Regions from separate parts of the Homo sapiens genome. Here region 2 is linked to region 1. Evidence: read pairs that join two places in POLR2A ChIA-PET (ENCODE). Cell type or tissue: GM12878. All regions are shown on one strand. Links, peaks and the distances in the headings refer to the core of each region. The heading gives the core; the rest is flanking DNA.

Region 1 (12,378 bases), core at 2,461-4,960:
AGATGGACCACCAACCTGGACAGACAGCCAAAGCTTCAGAGATACAGTCCACAGGTGGACAAAGGGATCCCCAGCCAGAGAGAGAGAGACCAGCCAACAGCTTGATAGACCAGTGCAGCCAGAGAGACCACCAAACAGAGCCCCCAAAAGACAGACATCTCTGCTAGCTGGACAGCCAGGTGGACCCCCTAAGTTAGATTACTAGACAGATATAAACAGATCCCCTGCTGAACAGATACACAGAGTTCTCAGACCCCACCCCCACCCTCAGGTGGGCTGGCTGGCTGACAGACCTTCTGGCCAGACAGACTCCTAACCAACCAGATGGACTGCCAGACAGGCAGACATCAGCCACATGGAATCCTGACATCCCAGCCAGCCGGCCAGACTCTCATCTTGATGTCTTGATGGATGGACCCCAGCTAGTCAGACATGATCCTCCAGATTGACAGACAAGTCCCCCAAATGAGTACACATCTCCAGCTATTCAGACAGATGGACCCCCAGCAAATCAGGACCTATCTAGGCAGACCCCAGCCAGACCCCCGCCAGACAGACTCCCAACCAGACTGACCCCTTACTATTCACACAGCCTGCCGAGTAGCTGGGACTACAGGTCTAATTTTTTTTTTTTTTAAGAAATGAGTTTTTGCCATGTTGCCCAGACTGGTCTTGAACTCCCAACCTCAAGCAATCCTCCTGCCTCAGCCTCCCAAAGTGCTGAGATTACAGGTGTGAGCCACCAGGCTCAGCCCCCTAAGATTTGAAACACTTTAAATGGCCCATGGTAGGGTTCCTGCTAGGATAAAACATTAAGCGGCTGTTAAAAGAAATAAAAGGAGGACACGTCTCTGTGCACTGGTGTGGACAAATCTCCAAGTCACTGCAAAATGGAAAAAGTATAAGATGCTCTTTCCCTGAACCTCAAGGGTCCCGCCCCTCTCACTTTCAGGTCTCTGGACCTCTGACTGACACTGTGCCTGCCCAGGTCCCTGTATGCACTGCCACAGTGCCCTGGGCCCCATGTCCACCCCTGTCCTGCCCTTCTCTGGGATAGGGCTGGCCTTCCTCTGCCTCTGCCTGGCTGCATCCATGGTCGATCTCAAGTGCCTTGGCATGAACTCCACTCTCCTGCAGCCTTCAATCAAGGAATGATGGGGATGTGTACATACCCCACCCCACCCCTTGGCAGGGTGATGCTGAGGTGTGGATTTTTAACAGTTCCCAGACTTTCCCAGGAGGCTTGGGTTTGGGTGCCCACAGTGGGAGCTGGTGTGATATCATACCTTCGCCGGCCGCCTTTCCTTCCTGTTCTCTGTGCCCCTACTCCCACTCTAGAGCTGCCCCGTTTCTCTGTTTTCGTGAAAGAGCTGACCCTGTGCTGCCTCCCACTCTCCCAATGCCCCTGCCACTCCTGTGAGCCTGCTGCTGGTGAGGTCGGTGCTGACCTCTGTGTTGCTGGATAATGAGTCATCTATCTCTGGAGGAGAAGAAAGGCAGGTCCTCCACAGCCCTGATAAAATCTCCAAGTCTCCCAGTTTCGGGTCCCTCTCCTGGGATGCAGACCCACTGCCTGCCCAGCTGGTACGATCCACATGCCCTCTTCTTGGGAATAGGGGCATGGGAAAGTGACTAAAGATACTGTTCTGGCTGCTGTGTTCACTGTGAGTAATAAACTGTCCATTTCTCCGATTCAGAGGTCTGTTTTTCCTTTTTTTCTTCCCCAAAGATGGAGTCTTGCTCTGTCGCCCAGGCTGGAGTACAATGTCGCAATCTTGGCTCACTACAACCTCTGTCTCCGCCTCCCAGGTTCAAGCAATTCTTCTGCCTCAGCCTCTCAAGTAGCTGGGATTAAACGCGTGTACCACTATGCCCAGCTAATATTTGTATTTTTAGTAGAGATGGGGTTTCACCACGTTGGCAAGGCTGGTCTCGAACTCCTGACCTCGTGATCTACCTGCCCCTGCCTCACGAAGTGCTGGGATTACTGGCGTGAGTCACTGCTCCCGGCCTTGGTCTGGTGTTTTATACACATGTGCATGTGATGTGGAGCTGTGCAGGCCACCTTGTCAGCATGCGAGGAGGGTCCAGTCTCTGCGCCTTCTTGGTTTCTGACTTCACACCCAGTAGCCTCACTCCTGGCCCAGCATGGCAAGCACAGTTTCCACTCAGGCATTTGCCCTGGTTATTCTCTCTGCCTTGGATACTTTTCTCCTAGATTCTGCCTCTAATATATTTGAACATTTACCTCTTAATATTGTTTCCTGTCTCTCCTGATCAGAATGTAAGCTGCGTGAGGGCAGGAGTTTTTGTTTGGTTTACAGCTACTGTCCCAGCTCCGAGAACAGTGCTGACACTTAGGAAGTGTGCAGGCTGATTTATCTCACACCATTTACTCCGGGTTTCCTCACTTCTAGTAAAGTATGACACCTTGTCTCAAATATTCTTTTCCTCTTTCCAGACCCATGTCTTTGCTCATGTAGATCACTACTTCAGGCTGACATAAAAACCGTTCTCTTGTTAAGAAAGCTCAGCAATGGGAGAGGCAATCCTCCACCCGTCTCTTGCTCTCCTACAGGTCTTTCCTGGAGGTAGTGGGTTGAATGGTGGCCCCCAAAAAGATAGGTCCAAGTCCTAACTTCTAGAACCTGTGAATGCGACCTTATTTGGAAAAAGGGTCTTTGCAAATGTAATTAAAACACCTGGAGATGAAATCATCCTGTATTTAGGATGGGCCCTAAACCCAATGATGTCTTTATAAGAGAAAAGAGAGAGAGACGCAGAGACAAAGAGAAGAAGGTCATTGAGATGGAGGCAGAGATGGGGATGAAGTGTCTGCAAACCAAGGAATGCCAAAGATTGCCAGCAAACCACCAGGGGCCAGGAGAGAGGCCTGGCCGATTCTCCCTCACAGACAGTAGAGGGAACCACCCTGCTGACCCGTCAGTTTCAGGCTTTGGGACCTCAGAACTGTAAGAGAATAAACATGTTTTGAGCCACACGGTTTATAGTCATTTGTTATGGCAGCCACAGGAAACTCACACACTGGGTATCCAGGAATGCAAGGCCTGGCCGCTCCTGAACTGGGCATCTCAGAGCTGTGTTTGCAATAGGACACTGCAGCAGGTGATGTTTCCTTCTGGATATGCCCTGAGCTCAGGGCTCCTCTTCTGCAGTGCAGCCCACTGGGTGCACAGCATCTGTCTGGGCTCTCACAAACCCCCATGGGATGTGGGGGTCAATGGGACCGTTGCAGGCACCATACTCGTGTTGCTTTGTTTCTGACCCAGTAGGAACAGTGAAGGCTCAGCTGTCAGTTTCCAAGTAGGATCGGATCTGATGATGCCTCCTTTTCACAGGAGTTAGTTACTTCTCCTTTTCTGCTTTCAACATCCCCTGCCTTGACTTCTCTCCTTTGTATGGCATTTGTTTGTCTTAGACCGTGACGTCCTGAGAGAAAACTAGGCCCCATTTGTGGTTAGGTTGGTTTCCAATCTCAGGGGCAGAGAGCTGCTTTACATAATTGATGAAAACTTTGTTTCTGTTTCCTAACTCTCGATTCAGTGCTTTTTTCACATACTCCCAAGCTTACATGTCCTTGCTACCTTCAGAAACAAAACATGGTATTAAAAGTTGCTGCTGGATATTGGGCAGCTGATATCTGACCTCATGAAGCAGAAGGGGAGGGTGAGGAATTGCCACTTGCAATAGGGATCCCCTGAGCTTCCCTGATACTAACATGGTGGGGGGGGGGGCTTGATAAAAAACAAAGGGCAGGCTCAAGAGCTCAGGGCTGCTGCTGAGAGTCTAATGGCTTCTCAGCCCCTGGTAACCTTACCCTCCAGGCCCTACTCCCACCTCCTCTCCTGCCTCCCACCCGGTCAGTGCTCCACCAAACTTCACTGCCTTACTGGAGTGCTCCTCCCTACCCTCTCCTTCGGCCCAGTCTCCTTCATCCCGGGAGACCCAGCTCACATCTCACCTGCCCTGGGGATGTGGGGCCTTCTCCCTCTCCAGAATTTCTCTTCCCTCACACTGCTCCTCAGAGCACTTGGTGTCCACTTCATCACACCCCTGCCCTGGGCCGGCAGGATCCGGGGGCTACAGGCAGGTTCTATGGGTCAGGGATGGGTCTTGCTCCTCTTTGCCACCTAGGTGTTTGGAGCTTCCCCTGCACAGAGCAGTGCTCCGCAAATGCTTGTGGATTTCAGCTCAGTCAGTGTAATTGCTCAGTTGTGTACCAGAGAAATGGTCTTGTTGGAAAGAGCCTGCAGAATGCCAACTGCAGCCTCAGCGAAGGTGATAGAAAATATCACTAAGCAACGATGGCTTATCACTCTTTGTTCAATTATAGCTAAGTTCAGCCCAAACATAAGGTCAATATCTGAATAAACTATGCAGTAAGTGGGAATTGTTTCATTTATTTTATGGCATAGTTATTTTAGAATATACAAAATGGTCGAGGAGACATGAATCCTTAAGAGTGTATGAAAAAGACAAGTGTTTATAAAGCCATACCAGCATCCAATCAATGTCAGAAGCTTTAAGAGCTGAGAAATGTCCAAACATAAAGTGTACTTGAGAAGTGATTTCCATTGGATTCCATTGCTCTCAAACAGACCCTGGCTCTGCAGCCTTACTTTTGAGGATGACTTCTCCAACAGATCTGTCTGCCTGTCTGGGGACAGATGATTGATGAGGTCAGCAAGCTGAACGATGTCACCTCTCCAGCCCCAAGCCTTTTTCAGGTACCAGAAATGGGAATTTTTATATTATCTCATTTAACATGTCTTGGCGAGCAGGACCCCAGGTTTTTAAGTCTTTGGGTTCTCCCATAGGTTTAGCACTGAGTTGTTGATCAATAAACATTTTTTGAATTTAATAAGAAAAGAAAAGCTTGGTGGGAAAGAGCTCTAAAGTTGAACTTTCTCCACCCTGACCTTCAAACCAGTCAAAGAGCCCCACCAGGGTTTGGGATCAGTAGCTCTGCCACTGCCAGCCAATGTTTCAAATTTGCATTGTCATATGTACAGCAGATGCCTCTAAGCAGTCAGCATCCAGAATATCAACAATTACTTGCAATATTTTGGTGAGATAGCCGACTTCCCCAGAAATGTGCCTACTGTATACACACCATCCCCAGTGTTGACATTTGGAAAATGGGAGAATCTCATGATCTCCTTGAACCTGGGACAAATGTGTTTGGTCCCTTCCTCACTGAGGCTGAACAAAGTCCATTCCAACCCTGCAATACAGAAATGTGGCCCAAGTTGCTGAGTGAGTGGGGAGGAAGTAGTCGCTGCATAGGCCGCTGGCAACTACTCATTCAGAGGCCTTTGTTCGTTTGATTTTGCTTAGACAAACCTGACCCCATAGGCACACTCAATTCATCAGCTCATGTGTCCCATGTGCCAGCAACAGAATAGTGTGCCTAAGATGTGTTCTCTAAGTGACTGAACTTTCCTGCTTTTCAGGCAGTCTAGTGATGGGTCAAGAGAGCCTAAGAGCTATTTGAATTGAGGAGGATTTTGATTACACTAGAATAATCAGACTTCAAGAAATTTACCATTAACACCAACTATGTGCAGCTCTCACCATTAGTGTCTGTCTTCCTACACAAGTTTATTGTTAAATTATATTTGTCTTTTTTTTTTTCCTGGAAAGGCAAGTTAGATGTCTAGGGGATTTTATGTCTGATAAATGCCTCTAGTTGGAGATGTATTACAAAGAAATTTAGACTCCCCAGGACTGAGTGGAGTAATTAGTGTATTTCTAGAATGGCTTCACCATTTGCTGGAAGACAGAATATGCTTCATGGCCATCTCCTACCAATTTTTGGCTCCTTCTTTCTCCTCCCCAATGCCCCACCCCTACTCTTTCCAACATCAGCTATTTTTATGTTTTCCCCAAATCTGAAGCTTCTTGATATATGTAGTTTTGAAGAGAGACGCACAACACTGTTTTCTTCTAGATAGCTGAGTTCTGTGGTTCTAAGATGAATAGCTAGTTCTAGCTTTAATGTGGAATTGAGGACATGGTGTTTTGGGTAGGTGAGAGACAGAAAATCATGATATGTTAGAACTAGAAAGCACCATGTTTCCTAGATGAGGGAAAGGGGAGAGGATGCAGGTAGTGGTGGTGAGGAACTCAGTCAGGAGACAGTTACCAGTGGATGTGAAGAAGGATAAGGGCAACAGAAATGGAGGTGCGACTACAAAGTGGTAAAAGAACATTGACTACCTGCTCAGGGCCAATGACCTGCAGGCAAGCAGGTCAAAGCAGGGAGTTCTTGGCAGGTGAAATTTATAACAAGATAGAGTGCTTCTTGCAGTGTCTGTTCTTTTTTTTAGGGACAGCGTCTCATTCTGTCACCCAGGCTGGAGTGCAGTGGCTGGATCATGGCTCACTGCAGCCTCGGCCACCTGAGCTCAAGCAGTCCTCGCATCTCAGCCTCCCAGGTTGATGGGACTGCAGGCACATGCCACCATGTCCAGCCTAGTGTCTGTTCTTCAGGTTAGCAAGAGCAGGGTGGATCTAGGGCTCTGAGCAGGACTGGCTGATCAAATGTCTTATTCACACTGGGAAGCTGTTCCCCCGCATGAGAGCAAGAGATAAGCCCACATCCTGTGTGGCCTCTGGATGCCCTTTGAAGCTGTATCTGGGTTCCAGCTTAGGGAGCTAGAGTCACTGGGAGGGCAGAGCAGGCACAGGAGAGTCAGAGTTGCCAGTCTTGCTTTGGTTCCACAGGTTTAAGGGACAGAATTTGCTTCAGTGGCTTTGTCTCCACCTGGTTTCATTCCCACATTCACACCCACAGGGGTGACACTCGGAATGTGTGGAAGGAGGAGCCAGGGTGTTGGGACAGGGCAGGCTGGGGGCAAGGCCAGTTTTCAACCCCATGGACCTGCGAGGGGGTGGCATGCATTCAGCCCCTGCCTGTGTCTCTGGTCTGGAAGGAATTGTTGGCATTAAAGGACGTGCCAAGGGCTAGGCACACTCAGAGAGCAGGGTGCAAGTGGGAGGCGAGGAAGGAGGGGATGCTGTGCAGGGTACTGGGGGCATGTGCAGCCGCTCACCTGACCTGCTGGACAGGCCATGGCTCAGGCACCGGCCTGCGACCAGCACAGGTGGATCAGATTGGTCTCCCAGTCAGGAGTTGGGAAGTTGAGGGCCAGGAGTTACTGGATTACCCAGAATACTCAGACTTAAAAAGCAAGCGGAGAAACTTGCTGTGTGTGCTTAGATGTGGACATGGAAAGGCCTTGCTGGAAAAAAAAAGAGCAGAATGTAAAGTATACGTTGCAGGAGATGAGTAGACCCAGACGTGGGGTTGTACTGTGCCTGAGATGCCATGGGACACCCTGTTCTGGAGGACCCCGAATAGCCACACCCAGATTCCTGACTCAGGGAAGCTGTGAGATAAGAAGTATTGTTGTTCAAGCTTCTAAGATTGGGAATAATTTGTTTTACACAGTAGATATGAAATGTAAAACATGTCACCTGAAAGGACATGGACTGTTTGGGGACTCCCCTAAAATCCATCCTTTAGATCAGGAGCCTGCCCAGGATTTGCTCTCACCCTCTGGGACCTGGTGACTCTCGTCCAAGATGCTCCTTCTCACCTGGCTTTAATTCTGGGGCCAGCCTGACCCCTGCCAAGGCCGAATATTAGGTCTTTCTGCTACCAGAAAGTTCCTGAGCACGACTGAGCTGTCCTCTCACTGGAGAAGTCATCCCCAGCTGGCAGTCAACAGAGTGGATTTACAACTGTGCCCATACCCTCTTGGCAGTCACCAAAACACGAACTTGGTTGTCATTGTTTGGTCCTCAGAAGCGTCATCAATTTGGAGTATATGGGGAAAACATCCAATTTCTGGACCTCAGCAGCTGGTAGTTATGCCTCATGAAGCCAGGTCCAGGAACTTAGCCAGTCTCCCTCTAGGACATTCTATGTCATCTCCCTATACCATCATCACAGTGAAAAGACGGACAAGGGGCAGGTCTGTCCCCTAGGGAGTCAGTCCTCAGGAAGTATTTGTTGAATGAATAAAGATTTTCCCTTACATGACTGATAGTACACTATATTTATAGTCGTATGTCTCACTTCTCTATTTAGCACTGTCCTTGAGTGTCTCTGGGCCAGTGAGCCATCTTTGTAGGGCTGCATCACACACCAGCTTATGGTGGCCACTCGTGGTCATGCCATCCTCAGCCTTGTCTGCACTCTGCCCTGCCCAGCATGGCCTGTGGCACGTATTTGCTTTGTAAAACTTCTTTACTGCACCTATATATGGAGGGCATTTTCTCTGTTAATAATAATGGTGAGATGTACATACATTTTTTCTTTCTTTCTTTTTTTTTTTTTTTGTTGAGTCTGTCGCCAGGCTGGAGTGCAGTGGCGTAATCTCGGCTCACTGCAACCTTCGCCTCCCAGGTTCAAGCGATTCTCCTGCCTCAGCCTCCCGAGTAGCTGGGATTACAGGCGTGAGTCACTGTACCCGGCCTTACATTTTTCATTTGCGTGTGTATCTATTTGCTTATGATTGATGCCCAAAAGTGGACTCCTTGGGTTAAAAGGCAGTGAGAAAGAGAACAGCAGCCCCTGACATGCAGGAGCTGGGCCCTGGTATTCTGCTGAATGTAAACTATGTCATGGAACATAACATGTCAGGCAAGTCCACCCCGACCATGAGGGATCGAGACAGGACCAAGCCCCTCTGGACTCACATCTGAGCACAAATGCACCATCCCCGCCACAGAAGCCACGATGCCCTGTGCTGGCTGCTTGAGCATGGCGGCTGCCTTGCTGGGCAGCTCTTGCCTGGCTTCCTTCCTCCTGCTTGTAAAGAAAGACCCCCAACCCTAGAGCTAGCCCCACTTCCTGACAGCATCCATCCAAGCAGAGCCCGGGTTCCTCAAACCCCCTTGCAGGTCACCCAAGCCCTAATCCTATCATCGTTTCTTTCTAACAACCTTACTGAGTGGGACACACAAGGCTCCCCAGGGTATGCGTTCTTCCTTGCTGCAATGAGGAACAAGCCCAGTTTATTAGCCTACAGTGTGCTCTGGTGGTCTCTGACTGAGGGGTAGGGGAGAACATGGTTAAGACACATTAAACCAAACTCTTTTTCCAAAAGGTTGTACCAATTTACATTCCCACCTGCAGGTGAATCTGCATTGTCTTCCTTCCAGAATTGTTGAGAAGATCAAATTAAATGAAATGATGTGGTGTTGACCAAACAAAGGCCTTTCTCCATGGGGAAGTTGCTCTTCCTCAACAGAGAGCACCTTCCCAGGGATCTTACCCCTGGAGGGGAGTTAGCCCTAAAACCAAGGTTGGTGTTCAAATAAGATGGCAAATTTCACATCTCAAATGCCATCACTCCAAATTCACTCATTCATTCTATGAATATTCAGTGTCTATGATATGCCTTGCAGATAGATCAGTGAATAGATCAATGAAAGCTCTGCCCTTTTTAACTCAAAGTTTTCACTTATAGCAAGAAGAGATGGACAATAAATCTAAAATATGCATAAATAATGTTGACATATTATTTGTTGCTGACCAATGCCATAAAGAAAACTAGAAAGTGAGGGAGAGGAAGGCTTCTGGCATGGGCAGACAGATTGCTCTTGGCCAGTGACCAGGGCTGCATGTCAGAGGGAGGCCATGTGGAAATGGGGGCTGTTTGGGGAGTGAGGGAGGAAAGCCCATTGACTCACCTCCACCTTCAGACTATATTGTGTTCTTTGTCAGCTTAGAAAATACTGCATATTTAATCAAGTTACCAAAATAATTTGAAAATGAAATTTGACAAATGGATTCTACTATTCATCTGTGAGAGAAAATGTCCAGGAACAGCTTTAAATTTTAAGAGCTGTAGCAATTAAGGCCGGGCGCAGTGCCTCACACCTGTAATCCCAGCACTTTGGGAGGCCGAGGCGGGTGGATCACGAGGTCAGGAGTTCAAGACGAGCCTGGCCAAAATGGTGAAATCCCCTCTCTACTAAAACTAAAGAAAATTAGCTAGGCATGGTGGCGGGTGCCTTGTAGTCCCAGCTACTCGGGAGGCTGAGGCAGGAGAATCGCTTGAATCCGGAAGGTGGAGTTTGCAGTGAGCCGAGATTGCACCACTGCACTCCAGCCTGGGCGACAGAGTGAGACTCCATCTCAAAAATAAAAAAAAAAAAAAAAAAAGAAAGAAAAAAGAGCTATAGCAATTAAAATGGCAGAGATGGAGCAATGGAACAAAATTTAGGTCTGAAAAAAAGCCCATGTATATTGGGAATTATGGGATGTTTTGAATGGGTGGGAAAAGTGAATAGATTGGTGTTTAGAGAACTGATTACAAAGGTGGAAAAAAATAATTTGGCAGCTCTGTTTTTCACCTTAACAAACATACATTTCACAAGGATTTTTTTTTTTTCTTTTTGAGATGGAGTCTCGCTCTATAGCCCAGGCTGAAGTACAGTATGGCACAATCTTGGCTCACTGCAACCTCCGCCTCCCAGGTTCAAGCAATTCTTCTGCCTCAGCCTCCCAAGTAGCTGGGACTACAGGTGCACGCCACCACACCCGGCTAATTTTTGTATTTTTGGTAAGGACACGGTTTCACCATATTAGCCAGGCTGGTCTTGAACTCCTGACCTCATGATCCACCCGCCTCGGCCTCCCAAAGTGCTGGGATTATAGGCGTGAGCCACTGCACCTGGACAGATTTCACAAGGAATTTTTAAAAGCTAAACATTTAGGGCCGGGTGCGGTGGCTCATGCCTGTAATCCCAACACTTTGGGAGGCCAAGGCGGGCAGATCACAAGGTCAGGAAATCGAGACCATCCTGGCCAACATGGTGAAACCCCATCTCTACTAAAAATACAAAAAATTAGCTGGGCGGCGTGTGCCTGTAATCCCAGGTAATTGGGAGGCTGAGGCAGGAAAATGGCGTGAACCCAGGAGGCAGAGCTTGCAGTGAGCCGAGATCGTGCCTCTGCGCTCCAGCCTGAGCAACAGAGTGAGACTCCATCTCAAAAAAAAAAAAAAAGCTAAATATTAAAAAAATTATAGAGGTATATCTGAAAATATGGAATATTACATACCCTTGGGGTAGAAAATGCCTATCCACATATCTAGCATCTGTCTCTCTTATGACTATATTTGGAAGTAATACATGTGATCAAAATAAATGAAAAGAATGGAAGAACTTTTTTTTTTTTTGAGACAGCGTCTCACTCTTGTTGCCCGGGCTGGAGTGCAGTGGTATGATCTTGGCTCACTGCAACCTCGACCTCCCAAGTTCAAACAATTCTCCTGCCTCAGCCTCCCAAGTCACTGGGACTACAGGCGCCTGCCACCACACCCAGCTATTTTTTTTTTTTTTTTGGTATTTGTAGCAGAGATAGGGTTTCACCATGTTGGCCAGGATGGTCTCGATATCTTGACCTCATGATCCACCCCCCTCAGCCTCCCAAAGTGCTGAGATTATAGGCGTGAGCCACCGCGTTCAGCCAGGAAGAATTTTTTAAAGGTTAAAATATATGTATGTGTATATATGTATATATGTATATGTCAACTAAAATTGGCTTACAATTCTAACTCTCTTTAATAATTATAGAACACTTAACTAGGGTCCCTAGATGAATTATCAGGCATTGTCAATACTATTTGCCTTGAAAAGGGTCCAATATATTGCTCCCTTTGGGAAATGCTAGTGCACACCACAGATGGTGCAGGAAACCACTGGCAGAGTGGCCACTCTCTCTCCCACCCCGTCATTGACATGACAAACAGCATCCCCTCGTTTTACACTAGGCCAGATCATGAAGAAACTAAGCTATGCTTCATTTTGTGCAAATCCATTGCATCCAGATTTGTAAGCCATCATGTATGAGGTAATGATTTGTTTTTACCAAACTATACAATAACATTTTTGGTTCCACATGTAAGAGCCAGGAACAGCCAGAGAGTGTTGGTTAGCTGATCCAGCTAACCAACTGTAAGGCACAGTCCCCTGCTCTGGTTCTGACAAGTACTGATGGCCACATCTGGGACCTGAGGCAGCAAAGACCCTTCTCGGTGGCCACTCAGCCAGACTTCACACAGGCCCGGGGTGCTGCTCATGGCCATTCAGATATACAGCTGCAAGGCCTGGAGGCCACACTTCAAAAACGGCAACAGGCAATTCTCATTCTTCTCCTCTGCCTCTTCCCACTATTTCTCTGTTTTCAATTCCTCTTTCTTGTTTTGCACACAAAGTTCCCTGAGATGTGCTTAACTCAGCTGGCTTAGCCACAGCCCAGCATAGGGCACTCAGCTATGCCCTGTTCTCAAAGCAGACCCATCACAGGCTGCTGGGCTTCCTAGAGCCAGCATCCTTATG
Region 2 (12,378 bases), core at 4,705-7,204, 1.1 Mb after region 1:
TGGAGGTCTTCCCCTCCCCTGAGCTGCAGGGAGGATGTTACGGCTCAGAATCCCAGGCCAGGATTGGAGGGAGGGCCTGGGCTGAGACTGGAAGAGGAGAAAGATCCTGGTCTAACTTCCCACCCCACTGGTGCCCTTCTAGTTAGGCAATATAGATACAGGTATTATGTCTCATACTTTTCTCCTTCCGTCTTTTTTTTTTTTTTTTTTGAGACAGAGTCTCACTCCGTTGCCTAGGCTGGAATGCATTGACATGGTCTCCGCTCACTGCAATCTCCACCTCCCAGATTGAAGTGATTCTCCTGCCTCAGCCCCTTGAGTAGCTGGGATTACAGGCATGTGCCACCCACCCGGCTAATTTTTGTATTTTTAGTAGAGACGTAGTTTCACCATGTTGGCCAGGCTGGTCTCAAACTCCTGACCTCAAGTGATCCGCCTGCCTTGGCCTCCCAAAGTGTTGGGATTACAGGTGTGAGCCACTGCACCTGGCCTTTTCTTCCAAAACAATGCAAATTCATTGCCCAAAGACTTAACGATACAGAGAGAAAAATAGCCAGCCACGATGGCTCATGCTTGTAATCCCAGCACTTTGGGAGGTTGAGGCAGGCGGACTGCTTGAGCTCAGGAGTTTGAGACCAGCCTGGGCAACATGGCGAGACCCCTGTCTCTACAAAGAAATACAAAAATTAGCCTGGTGTGGTGGTGTGTGTGCCTGTTTTCCCAGCTACCCAGGAGGCTGAGGTGGGAGGATCCCTTAAGCCCTGGAGGCAGAGGCTGCAGTGAGCCCAGACCACGACACTACACTCCAGCGTGGGTGACAGAGTGAGACCCTGTCTCAAAAAAAAGAATGCCTTCCACCCCATAGCTCCATCTTCAGACTCAGCCACTGATCTCTGGGGTGTGTCACTTGGACCTGTGGGGACAGTTTCCTGACGGGGAGACTTGAGTGGGTAGCAATATGGGCAGTGGCCCGTGTGGGGTCTACAGCATCCCAGGATATACCCAGAGGCTGGGCCCTGCACCAGCCTCAGCAGCACAGATGTGTTAAGGCCCAAAGGGCTAGGGGACAAGTGTGGAGAGGCGAGCGTGTCCACTCAAGACTCAGGGTCCTGCCCTCAGCACCCCCACTTCCCTGCCCTCGTCTACTCTCGATGCTCCCACTTGCCCTCCCAGTGCTAAGCAACCAGAGGAAGCCCATGGCCACCAAAAAGGCTTTCCTCTCCGGCTAGATCTCCAGGATCCTGCTTGTATGTTACAAATCAAAAAGTTTGGCCTAGGCTGGACACAGTGGCTCACACCTGTATTCCCAGCACTTTGGGAGACCTGAGGTCAGGCCCACGTGGTCAAACCCCATCTCTATGAAAAATAAAAATTAGCTGGGCGTGGTGGCACACACTTGTCGTCCCAGCTACTCAGGAGGCTGAGTCAGGAGAATTGCTTGAACCTGGATGCGGAGGTTGCAGTGAGCTGAGATCGCGCCACTGTGCTCCAGCCTGGGCGACAGAAGAAGACCTTGTCTCAAGAAAAAAAAAAAGTTTGGCCTAATATGCCTGACTGTGCTTTTGTCTTGGGGTTTTCCTGACCACAGGTCCCTGGGCAACAGAGGAAGTGACACCCGGGGCTTCTACTGGGCCGAGTTCTCATCTGGCTGTGTCCAGGATGAGGAGCAGGTGGAAGGAATTGGGGAGGAAAGTGAAGCCGTGGGGTTCTTATTTTTGAACCAGGTCTTAACTCTCACCAAGGCTGGAGTGCAGTGGCACGATCCTAGCTCACTGCAGCCTCAAACTCCTGGGCTGAAGAGATCCTCCCACCCTAGCCTCCTGAGTCATTAGGACTATAGGTGTGCACCACGACACCCAGCTAACTTTTAAAAATTTTTTGTAGAGACAGGGTGTCCCTATGTTGTCTAGGCTAATCTCGAACTTCTTAGTGATCTTTCCGCCTTGGCCTCCCAAAGTGCTGGAATTACAGGTCCGAGGCACCACACCTGGGTTCCATGTGCTTTCTGCACACACTTGGGAGGCAGGTGGGAGACCCTGGATCCAGAGCTTGTGGGTGATGCTGGCTTTCTCCTGCCCTGGGGATCAAGACAGGCACCAGTGCCCAAGGGCACAGCCTGTGCCACCCGCTGCGGATTTGCAGCAGTGCAGAAGCAGGCCTGGGAGGCCCTCTGCAGATGTGTCTGTCTTAGTGAGGCCTCCCCCGGGGTGGGCTGTGTGGGCGCTGGGCCAAGCACTTCCATACCACAAGCTGGTCACAGTTCAGACCAAGCAGTGCAAGGCACGTCTGCTGGGTGCCAGGCACAGTGGTGCCCCATGGGGTGGCCCCACTCCCGGCCTGGCTCGTGCCTCCTGTGGGGAAGCAGAGCAACTGGCTCGGTGCGGGATGTGGTCAGACCTGGAGGCCGAGTGCTATGGGTGCCGCGCTCCTTCCCAGGCCCTCACCCCTCCTTCTCCACCCAGGAGTCGTTCACGCCTACTGAGGAGCATGTGTTGGTGGTGCGCCTGCTGCTGAAGCACCTGCACGCCTTTGCCAACAGCCTGAAGCCAGAGCAGGCCTCACCCTCCGCCCACTCCCACGCCACCAGCCCCCTGGAGGAGTTCAAACGGTGGGTGGCCCTTGCGGCTTCCCACCACTGCCGTCTCCCCCACTTTCCCCTCCTAAGGTGTCACCCACAGCGACCTCTCCCCAGGGCATGGAGGGCAGGGTGAGGGGAGTCCCTTTCTGTTCACAGAGCACGTGAGGCCTCTCCAGGCCTAGGCAGGTGTCCTCTCACCCCGCCCAGTTGGCTCCCAGAGCCTCTCTCTCCAGACTGGCCAGAGAGGCCCCATTGTGCTGCCATCTCTTGCATCTCATATTCTTCAACCCTGTCAGAAGAGCTGGGGTGGCCCTGACTGCCAGGGCCAGCGGAGTGGGCTGTTTGTATGGGACTGAGGGTGAGGTGTGTGCAGGAGCTGCACTGACTCGGCCGCCTGCGTGCTGTGTGTCCTTGGGATGTTCCCTAGCCTCTCTGAACCTTGGTTTCTTCCTCTGAAGAATGGGGCTGAACCTCCCGGAGGTGCCCAGTGCTCTCCCACGGTGGAGCCAACCCTCACTAATGGGAGCCCTGGGATCATCTGTGAGCAGGGCCTCCTTACTGGGCAAGCAGCAGGTGACCCTCCCCATCCCCTGCAGGGCCGCTGTCCCGAGGTTCATCCAGCAGAAACTCTACCTCTTCTTGGAGCATTGCTTTGGCCACTGGCCCCTGGACGCATCGTTCAGAGCTGTGAGTGTTGGCCCCGTCACACGTGTGCCTGTGTCCTCTGTGTGCCTTGAGGTGGGAGGTCCTTTGGGGCAGATAAAGGAGGAGAGCAAGTGTTATCACAGAGGCCTTGGCAAGGAGGGGGTCTTGGAGGGCCACATTGTTCTTTCTGTTTGAGTTTCCAAAGCCAACCCTCAGGAAAGCCTTGCCCTGTCCCACCTGTCTGGTGCAGGGCAGGTTCCTACCCTTACCTGACTAGGGAGTACTCTGACCCCTGGGCTGGGAAAAGCCCACCCTGGCTTCTGGAGGGCCAGCAAGAGAGCCAAACCTCACAGGGCTGTGCATGTCTCTCCTGCGCCCTCTGGGGGAAGTGGGAAGAGTCAGTCCCACCCAGCTGCCGCCTGGTATCTGGGCTCCAGGCCACCGGAGGATTTGGCCCCCAGCCACTGAGCCCTCAGCACATACCTCCCCCACAGGTCCTGGAGATGTGGCTGAGCTACCTGCAGCCGTGGCGGTACGCGCCTGACAAGCAGGCTTCAGGCAGCGACTCCCAGCCCCGGTGTGTGTCGGAGAAATGGTGAGCCGCAGCCCCTCTCACAGACATGCCACTGGCTCCCCCAGGTGGATATTGTTCCAGTGGGTGGAGGCCAAGCCAGCGGCCTGTGCTGGGGTCAGCCTGGCCCTGGCCCCCGTGGCCTCCTGAAGTCCTCTCCCAGCCCCTGCCGAGCGGAACACAGACCAGCCTTTCCTAGGCTCAACTTTGCCAGGCCCTAGAATTGGTTTCTCATGGAAGCCGTGGGTGACCCATCCTGCCCTGTCCCCTCTCCCTTCTGTCCCAGACGAGTGTTCAGCCACCCCGAAACTATCCCTTGATCTTCATCAGCACAGAGCAGAGCAGCAGTGATCAAGCAGGGGATGAGGGAAGCCGTCTTCCCCCATCCCCTGCTTGATCCTCACAGCAGACCCCAGGCTTCCGTGGCACCTGGCATGGCCACTGACCCCTCCCCTCCTTGCCCAAGGCATTCCCCTTTGGACCCTCTGGGGGATCCTCCCTCAGCCCCCTCAGGCTCTGGGCTGGCCTCTGCCATGGTGGCTTCCATCCACTTGGAAAGGGGCCTCAGCCTTGCTAAGGATGTGGCGTCCTCAGAGGGCCTGGGTCTTACCTGCCTCTGTCCTGCCCTCCCTGCCTGCCCGTGGCCCCCTGAGCTGTCATCTGTGACAGCTTGTCACCTTGGCTAGGGAGAGTCTGAAAGCCCAAGGGTGAGCAAGGGCATTAGGGGCATGGACCGGCGCAGACCCCGCCTCCAGTTGGAAGGCTGGCGCCAACCTGCCACCTTGGTCCCCAGGGCGCCCTTTGTCCAGGAGAACCTGCTGATGTACACCAAGTTGGTTGTGGGCTTCCTGAACCGCGCACTCCGCACAGACCTGGTTAGCCCCAAGCATGCGCTCCTGGTGTTCTGAGTGGCCAAAGTCTTTGCCCAGCCCAACCTGGCTGAGATGATTCAGAAAGGTAAGTCCTCAGCCTGGGCCAGCCGGGTAGACGTCAACCCAGCCAGACCAGGGCCAGGCCCTTAGCTGGGGGTGGCTGGTCTTTAAGAGGGACCCACACGTCCAGAGTGGGCCCCGGCAAAGGGTGCTGTGGAGACTCCTGGGACACATCTGTGCGGTGAAGTCTGAAACTGGCTGGATCCTGCCTGCCCTGCAGCCACCAGGCACTGGGTGGGGGATCGCAGGTGTGCTCACAGAGCGGGCCGGCACGGTCCAAGCTGCGGCCCCGTGACCCCGCCGTTTAACCCTGGCAACTCGTGGTGGCCGCTTCAGGAGGTGAGCCTGGTCTCTGCCTTGCATTCATCCTGGCTGGGTTGGGCGTTGGTTTCTGTCGATCCTCCTGTTGTTTACCTCCTGCAGACACTGCTAGGGGCTCTGTGAGCCAGCAGCTCCCCCATCCGCCCTCCCCATGTCAGCCACCTACTGTGTGGGAGATGTTGCCAGGCAGGGCCTCAGGAGGACACCCCTGGGTCAGGGCTCCCCAGACACCTCAGAGACACCCCAGAATCCTAAGGGCAGCAGTCGGGTACTCTGCCCCGGGGAAGTGGGTGCCAGTTCGTCTCCTGCCTTCTAGGTGAGCAGCTATTCCTGGAGCCAGAGCTGGTCATCCCCCACCGCCAGCACCGACTCTTCACGGCCCCCACATTCACTGGGAGCTTCCTGTCACCCTGGCCACCAGCGGTCACTGATGCCTCCTTCAAGGTGAAGAGCCACGTCTACAGCCTGGAGGGCCAGGACTGCAAGTACACCCCAATGTTTGGGCCCGAGGCCCGCACCCTGGTGAGTGGATTGGCGGTGCCTGTCCTCAGGGCCCCTGGAGCCATGGGGCTGAGCAGAACCCGGGAAGTGCTGTGATCTGGCAGGAAGGAGGGAGGCTGGGTGTAGATTTGACGCCATATCTCCTTCCCCCATTTTAGTAAAGTCTAATTTTTTCCTGATAACGAAGGCAGTGTTTGTTGGGAAATTTCAAATGTAGAAGATCATCCTTTAGTCTTTAAAAGTCCTCTGGCAGAAGCCACTCCTCCTGACGCTCAGCAGTCTGGCTGTGCATTGCTCTTGGGGCTGCCTGGGTGGCAGCACAGGCCTATCCTGCTGGTGACCTGCCCACGCCTCCCTTGCAGGTCCTGCGCCTCGCTCAGCTCATCACAGAGGCCAAACACACAGCCAAGTCCATCTCCGACCAGTGTGCGGAGAGCCCGGCTGGCCACTCCTTCCTCTCATGGCTGGGCTTTAGCTCCATGGACACCAGTGGCTCCTACACAGCCAACGACCTGGACGAGATGGGGCAAGACAGTGTCCGGAAGACAGATGAATACCTGGAGAAGGCCCTGGAGTACCTGCGCCAGATATTCCGGGTACGAGCTATGGGGCCTGCCCCACCGCCATCAGGGTCCCCTTCCCTGAAGGATCCACTCCACCCAGCCTGTGGTCAGCCACCTACCAGTCCCAGGCCCCACACATATGGACCCAGTGTTGTGGGAGGCAGGCCCACACCCCAAGCGTCATATCTGGGTCCCCTTGTTGCCACTGTTGTAGGCTGGTGGGGTGAAGACTGGTCCCCTCTCTTCATCTTGATGCTGAGGGCAGTGGCATTTCTCTCTGGCAGCTCAGCGAAGCGCAGCTTAGGCAGTTCACACTCGCCTTGGGCATCACCCAGGATGAGAATGGAAAACAGCAGCTCCCCGACTGCGTCGTGGGTGAGAACGGACTCATCCTTACGCCCCTGGGGCGGTACCAGGTGAGAGACCTGTGTCTCAGAGGCACATGGGCTGGGCCCTGACCCGTCCCCAGCTCCCTCCTGCCTCGTGAGCAGAGGCCATCAGGCTTCTCTGAGTTGTGTGCGGGGCTGTGTTTTCTGACCCGACCCCATGGCCTGGCTTTCTAGATCATCAGTGGGCTGCGAAGGTTTGAAATTGAGTACCAGGGGGACCCGGAGCTGCAGCCCATCTGGAGCTATGAGATCGCCAGCTTGGTCCACACGCTCTTCAGGCTGTCGTCTGCCATCAACCACAGAGTGGGCAGGAGGGCAGGCCTGGCCTCTTCAGAGAGGGTTCTAGATGCTCCTGCTTGGGGTGCAGTCCTGGGGTGGCCTGTGAGGGCGGGGTACTGCTGTCCTGAGGCCTGTGGTGCCACCACCCCACACCCTCATGCCTCTGTCTGTGCTTCAGTTCGCAGGACAGATGGCGGCTCTGTGTTCCCGGGATGACTTCCTCGGCAGCTTCTGTCGCTACCACCTCACAGAACCTGGGCTGGCCAGCAGGCACCTGCTGAGTCCTGTGGGGCGGAGGCAGGTGGCCGGCCACACCCGCGGCCCCAGGCTCAGCCTGCGCTTCCTGGGCAGTTACCGGACGCTGGTCTCGCTGCTGCTGGCCTTCTTCGTGGCCTCTCTGTTCTGCGTCGGGCCCCTCCCATGCATGCTGCTGCTCACCCTGGGCTACGTCCTCTACGCCTCTGCCATGATACTGCTGACCGAGCGGGGGAAGCTGCACCAGCCCTGAAGGTGGCAGCTGCCTTCAGAGCAGGCTGGAGGGATTTGCCACACAGCCCCACCCTTGGGCTGAGAGGACCTGGGAAGCCCCTCCAGGAGGGAACACGGTCATCCTCAGGCTTCTGGAGCGGGGTTCCTGCAGCCGCAGAGGCATCTGGAGGAAACACAACCAAGAAAGGAAGGCAGTTGGGCCCCAGCAAAGGAGTGGCTACCAGGGCTCAACAGCCACGCTCTGTGACAGCGCAGAGCTCAGCGCCGGCCTTTCCCTCCCTCTGCCAAGGACTCATGGCCAAGCCAGCTCTCGGGGCCTTTTTTCCAGTGCCCATTTGGCTACTCTGCTGCACCAAGCTTGGGAGCCAGCCTGCCAAGAGCCGCCTGGGCCTGGCCTCCCCACTGGCTGGCCTTGAGGTAGGCAGAGTGGGTTGTGGCGCCTCCTCTCTCTGTGTGGGACCAGGACGGTGGCTTAAGTCTCCACTCCAGGAAAGAATCAAAGTTTCTAGAGTTGTGAGAAAACCAGAGAGTGGCTCTCCTGATTCTTCACTCTGGGGTGCGTTCTTCATGTTCTCCCAGCTGTTCCAAGACTGGGCCGTAGAATTCCATGTTTCAGGAGCCTAAGACCCTCCCAGAGCCCAGGTGCTTCACCGCAGACCGCAAGCCATTGAGCACATCACCCAAAGCAGTGGCCAACATCGCGGACCCCTGTGCCTTGTCACAGATGGGTGCTGGTCCTCAGGCGTTGGGGACACTGCTGGGTCGATGGGGTCGGATTCTGCCAGTTTCTGCTCTGCAGCCAAAGATGGTCAGAAGCATTGTCACTTCAGTAACATCAAGTGCTCAAAGACATGGCAACCGTTCAGTGGTACTTAAGTATTCAAAATATACAACTACAGATTCTCTGACAGAAACCAGCACGGGGTCTTCACCTTCATTCACCCCACAGGCGACATGCGAGGGAGAACAGCATCTCAGTGGTGATTTCCAAACCAAGCCTTTGTTTTCGGTGTGGGGTTTTGGGGGTTTGCTTTAATGTTTTTGAAATTGTAAATGTTGGGCTTTGTATTTTGATGTAAACTGAGAATAATGGCATTTTAGGGCCTGTGACCAAAAATGAAGCTTGTAACGACCATGGATCTGAATAAACATGTCCTTGCTTCTGAGTCTTCTGGCACCTGGGCTCAGTCTCTAGGAGGTTCACCTATACAGAGTCCCTGAGCACACGGGGGCTGCAGAAACAACTGTTGGGCACCCTGTCGGCCCCTCCCCCCAGTGTCCACAGGCCTGGGCCTCTGGCTTCCTATGCTTTCCTCTCTCAGAGGCACAGTAGACTTTGCCCTGTCTTTACAAAAGATTCAAAAAGTTAGGCATGGTGGTTCACATGTGTGGTCCCAGCTACTTGGGACGCTGAGTTTGGAGGATCGTCAGGGTCCAGGAGATCAAGGCTGTAGTGAGCCTTCATCACGCCACTATACTCCAGCCTGGGTGACAGAGTGAGACCCTGTTCTCAAAGAAAAGCTGACCACCGGGAACATGTGCCGCCAAGTCTATGGCTTCCAGAAGCTCCAAGGATTGCGGGAGTTGCTGGGGGCTGAACTGTCTGGCCAGGAGTGGGGGGCAGGCAAAAACGCACTGAGAACCAAGAACAGCAAAGCTGAGTGAGGGGTCAGGGTCCTGGGGGCTGGGACCTGGACAGCGATGGCCACAAGGCCAGCTGGTGCTCAGTGGCTTCTGCCTGGGGAGCAAGGGCAGCAGCGGGCAGCTAGGTTCCAGCCACTTCCAGGTAGCAGGGTAGGGACCTCGCCAATAAAACGGGATTTAAATTTTGCCAAGAACTTTCACTGTAGAGAAAATGGGACTGCTGGGATGAGAGCAAAATGCAGTTGGTGGGGCCCGGCCAGGAGGCACTTGTGAGGGACTTCTGGGGAAAGACTGGAGTTGGAGCAACTCAGGGGAAGCAGTTCTGTCTGGGGCACAAGGAGGAGGGAGGCCAGGCTGGAGGCAGGAGCTCCTGCACATTCTCGTCTCCACCCCTGGATGCTTCCAGAGTGGTTTGGCCTAACTGCCACTGCCCCCGCCTCCTCAGCTCCTAGGATGCCCTTGACTTTTTGCCATTGGGCCACACTCCCCTGCTGACAGGCCAACTCCAGATGCTTTTCTGACCACGTGGCCCAGAGCCTCTGGCAGCGCAGCTTCAGGCTGTCCTGACACCACCCCTGCCCCTTGCACCTCCGCATCGTCCTCCTTGCCCCGAGGCAATCCCATTCCCTGGATCCCATTCGTGGCCCACTCCCACGATCTACCGCTAGGATATACCAGCGCCCCCGTGATCCGAGGTAAGTCAGATTCTGATCATCTTGTGCAAGCAACTCACAAGCAGAGGCCCTGTGCAGTCAGGAGAAATCTATACCTTTCCCCTTGGACATCCAAGAGCAAGTTAGATCCCCTAAAGGCCAGCTCTCACCAATAACCCTGACATTTCCAATATAAATGAGAGAGAACTCTCTGTTTTGAGACAAGGTCTTGCTATATTGCCCAGGCTGGAGTGCACTGCACCATGACAGCTCACTGCAGCCTCTTAACTCCTGGGCTTAAGCAATCCTTCCGCCTCAGCATCCCAAGTAGCCAGGACTACAGGCATGCGCCACCGCACCCTGCTAATTTTTAAATTTTTTTGTAGAGACGGGGTCTCACTGTGTTACCAGGCTGATCTTGAACTCCTGGGCTTAAGTGATGGGACCGCCTCCGCATCCTGAAGTGCTAGGGTTACAGGTGTGAGCCACCACGCTGGAGAGAGGCCTCTTATGTAGCCTTCACTGTAAAAATTAAGCTAGCTTCCCTTGACTCCCGAAGCCAGAATTCCTAGCATAATTTTCTCAAGTCACAAGGTGCCGAAATATATCTAATTATTTCCCAGTCAAGAATTCCTACTTTTGGCCAGGCGCAGTGGCTCACGCCTGTAATCCCAGCACTTTAGGAGGCTGAGGCAGGAAGATCACCTGACGTCAGGAGTTTGAGACCAGCCTGGCCAACATGGTGAAATCCCATCTCTACTAAAAATACAAAAATTAGCTAGTGTGGTGGCGCATGCCTCTAATCTCAGCTACTTGGGAGGCTGAGGCAGGAAAATCGCTTGAACCTGGGATGTAGAGGTTGCAGTAAGCCGAGATCGCACCACTGTACTCCAGCCTGGGTGACAGAGACTCCCTCTCAAAAAATAAATAAAAAATAAAAGTGATAAATTGGCAGCTGGCGCCAGGGACAGGCCATTTCTTGATGGGCCACACCTATTTCACTAAAGTGTTAATTGAATGCAGATTCCAGGGAGAATCAACTTCCCAGGCATGTGCATTAAGAGACAAAGTAGTGGAGTATGACCTTCCAGGGGCACCCCACCCGAAAACCTCAGATGGGCATGCATACAGTTTCCTAAACACACTGCATGTGTTTAGGAACTCCCAAGGGTAAGGAGGGTACTGTACATGTGGGCAGCCCACCCTATGGGAAGGATCATGGGAAAGGGGCTAGTCTAGAAAGTCCTAGGATCAAGGTTAAACACCACACTTGACTTTCATGTGCCCACTTAGGTCTCTTCCAAGCATACTTTCCTTTCTTTCCTGTTCTAAAGCCTTTTAAAATACACTTCCACTCCTGCTCTGAAACTTGCTTTGGTCTCTTTTTCTGCCTTATGCTCCTCAGTCGAATTCCTTCTTCTGAGGAACCAAGAATTGTGGTTGCTGAAGACCCATCCGGATTCACTGCCAGTGACTTGGACACCTTCCACTGCTAACACTATTAACTCGGACACCTTCCACTGCTAACACAATAACACTGGGTTATTGTGTTTATTTGGAGAGTAAGTATGGTTTAAGGAGATGTGTATGGGTGCCAGGTTGACAAGGGGTGGACTTTTGATGGTTAATTCTATATGTCAACTTGTCTGGGCCACTGGATGCACTCATATCTGGTTACACATTATTTCCTGGCAGGTCTGTAAGGGTGTTTTCAGAAGAAAGTGGCATTTAAATTGGTGGTGCAAGCAGCCATGCATACATTTCTGCAGTAGCTTCCCTATAGCTTGCAGGAACCAGAGCGGGCAATAAGAGCCCCATCCTCCAAATACTGGGGATCTGTGCTCTGATTGATGATGGCTGCTGTTGATTGTGAAAATGCAGACAAAGAGGCAGGCAGCCACTGCTGCAATCTCCACTGCTATGTTTGCAACGTCCCTCCTCAACCCTCACTGCCTCCCTGGGTACACACCTTCCAGGAGGTTTTTATGGATCAGCACCTCCTCCTGCCTTCATTTTTCTTTTCTCCTTCTTGGGAACCAGATGTTTAGGACTAGGACATTCAAAAGCAACCACATACCAGGCACAGTGGCTCATACCTGTAATTTCAACACTTCTGGAGGCTGAGGGAGGAAGAGAGCCTCAGTCCAGGAGTTTGAGACCAGTCTGGGCAACATAGTAAGACAAAAAAAAAAAAAAAAAAAAAAAAATTAGCCAGGCATGGTGGTGTGTGCCTGTAATCCCAGTTACTAGGGAAGCTGAGGCAGGAGGATGACTTGAGCCCAGGAGTTCCAGGCTGCAAGTGAGCTATAATCGCACCACTGCACTCCTGCCTGGATGAATTTCTCTCCACTCAGGATATCCTCCCTCCCAGCAGTAATATTGCTACCATTCATTCCAGCTGTCCATAAACCATAATTACTGAATACATGTTGCCATAATTTTTTTGAGCAAACTGTCATCTGTTAAAAAAAAATAAAGATTATATTTTATCTTAATTTATTCCTTCTCTAATGCACTTCCCTTTTTTTAGATCCAAATTTCCTATATCATTTTCCTTCTTTTTTTGAAACAAGGTCTCTCTGTGTTGTCCAAGCTGGAGTGCAGTGGTGCAATCATGGCTCGCTGCATCTCAGCCTTCTCAGTAGCTGGGACTGCAGGTGTGCACCACCATGCAGGCAAATTTTTTAGTTCTTTGTGGAGACAGGGTCTGGCTATATTGCCCAGGCTGGTCTCCAACTCTTGGGCTCAAGAGATGCTCCTGCTTTGGCCTCTCAAAGTGCTGGGATTACAGGCATCAGCCATGCACCTGACTT

Evidence for each region. Peaks named below come from ENCODE experiments on the same cell type or tissue, not always from the same donor. Only the 100,000 strongest peaks of a DNase experiment are listed, where the experiment ranks them.
Region 2: POLR2A ChIA-PET joins it to region 1 with 5 read pairs; 2 of 35 experiments call an interaction of 5 or more read pairs at or near these places.

What each region holds. Positions count from the first base shown.
Region 1 is chr2:130,373,714-130,386,091 of GRCh38, forward strand. PTPN18 (protein tyrosine phosphatase non-receptor type 18) reads left to right here. Exons shown (of 15, transcript NM_014369.4): 15 at 1-1,692. LOC105373618 (a long non-coding RNA gene) reads left to right here and starts at 11,026. Exons shown (of 2, transcript XR_923330.4): 1 at 11,026-12,378. RefSeq lists an enhancer at 11,861-11,960. In GM12878, for the core only: a CTCF peak has its summit at 2,911 (motif pointing right); a DNase peak (open chromatin) is centred at 3,468; H3K4me3 peaks cover 1,764 bases; H3K27ac peaks cover 1,877 bases.
Region 2 is chr2:131,513,140-131,525,517 of GRCh38, forward strand. It overlaps the pseudogene SMPD4BP and a transcript of CCDC74A not described here. Among named protein-coding and RNA genes, the nearest start is that of CCDC74A, 8.6 kb to the right of the region's middle. RefSeq lists an enhancer at 8,445-9,169. In GM12878, for the core only: no CTCF peak of the experiment used is centred there; no DNase peak of the experiment used is centred there.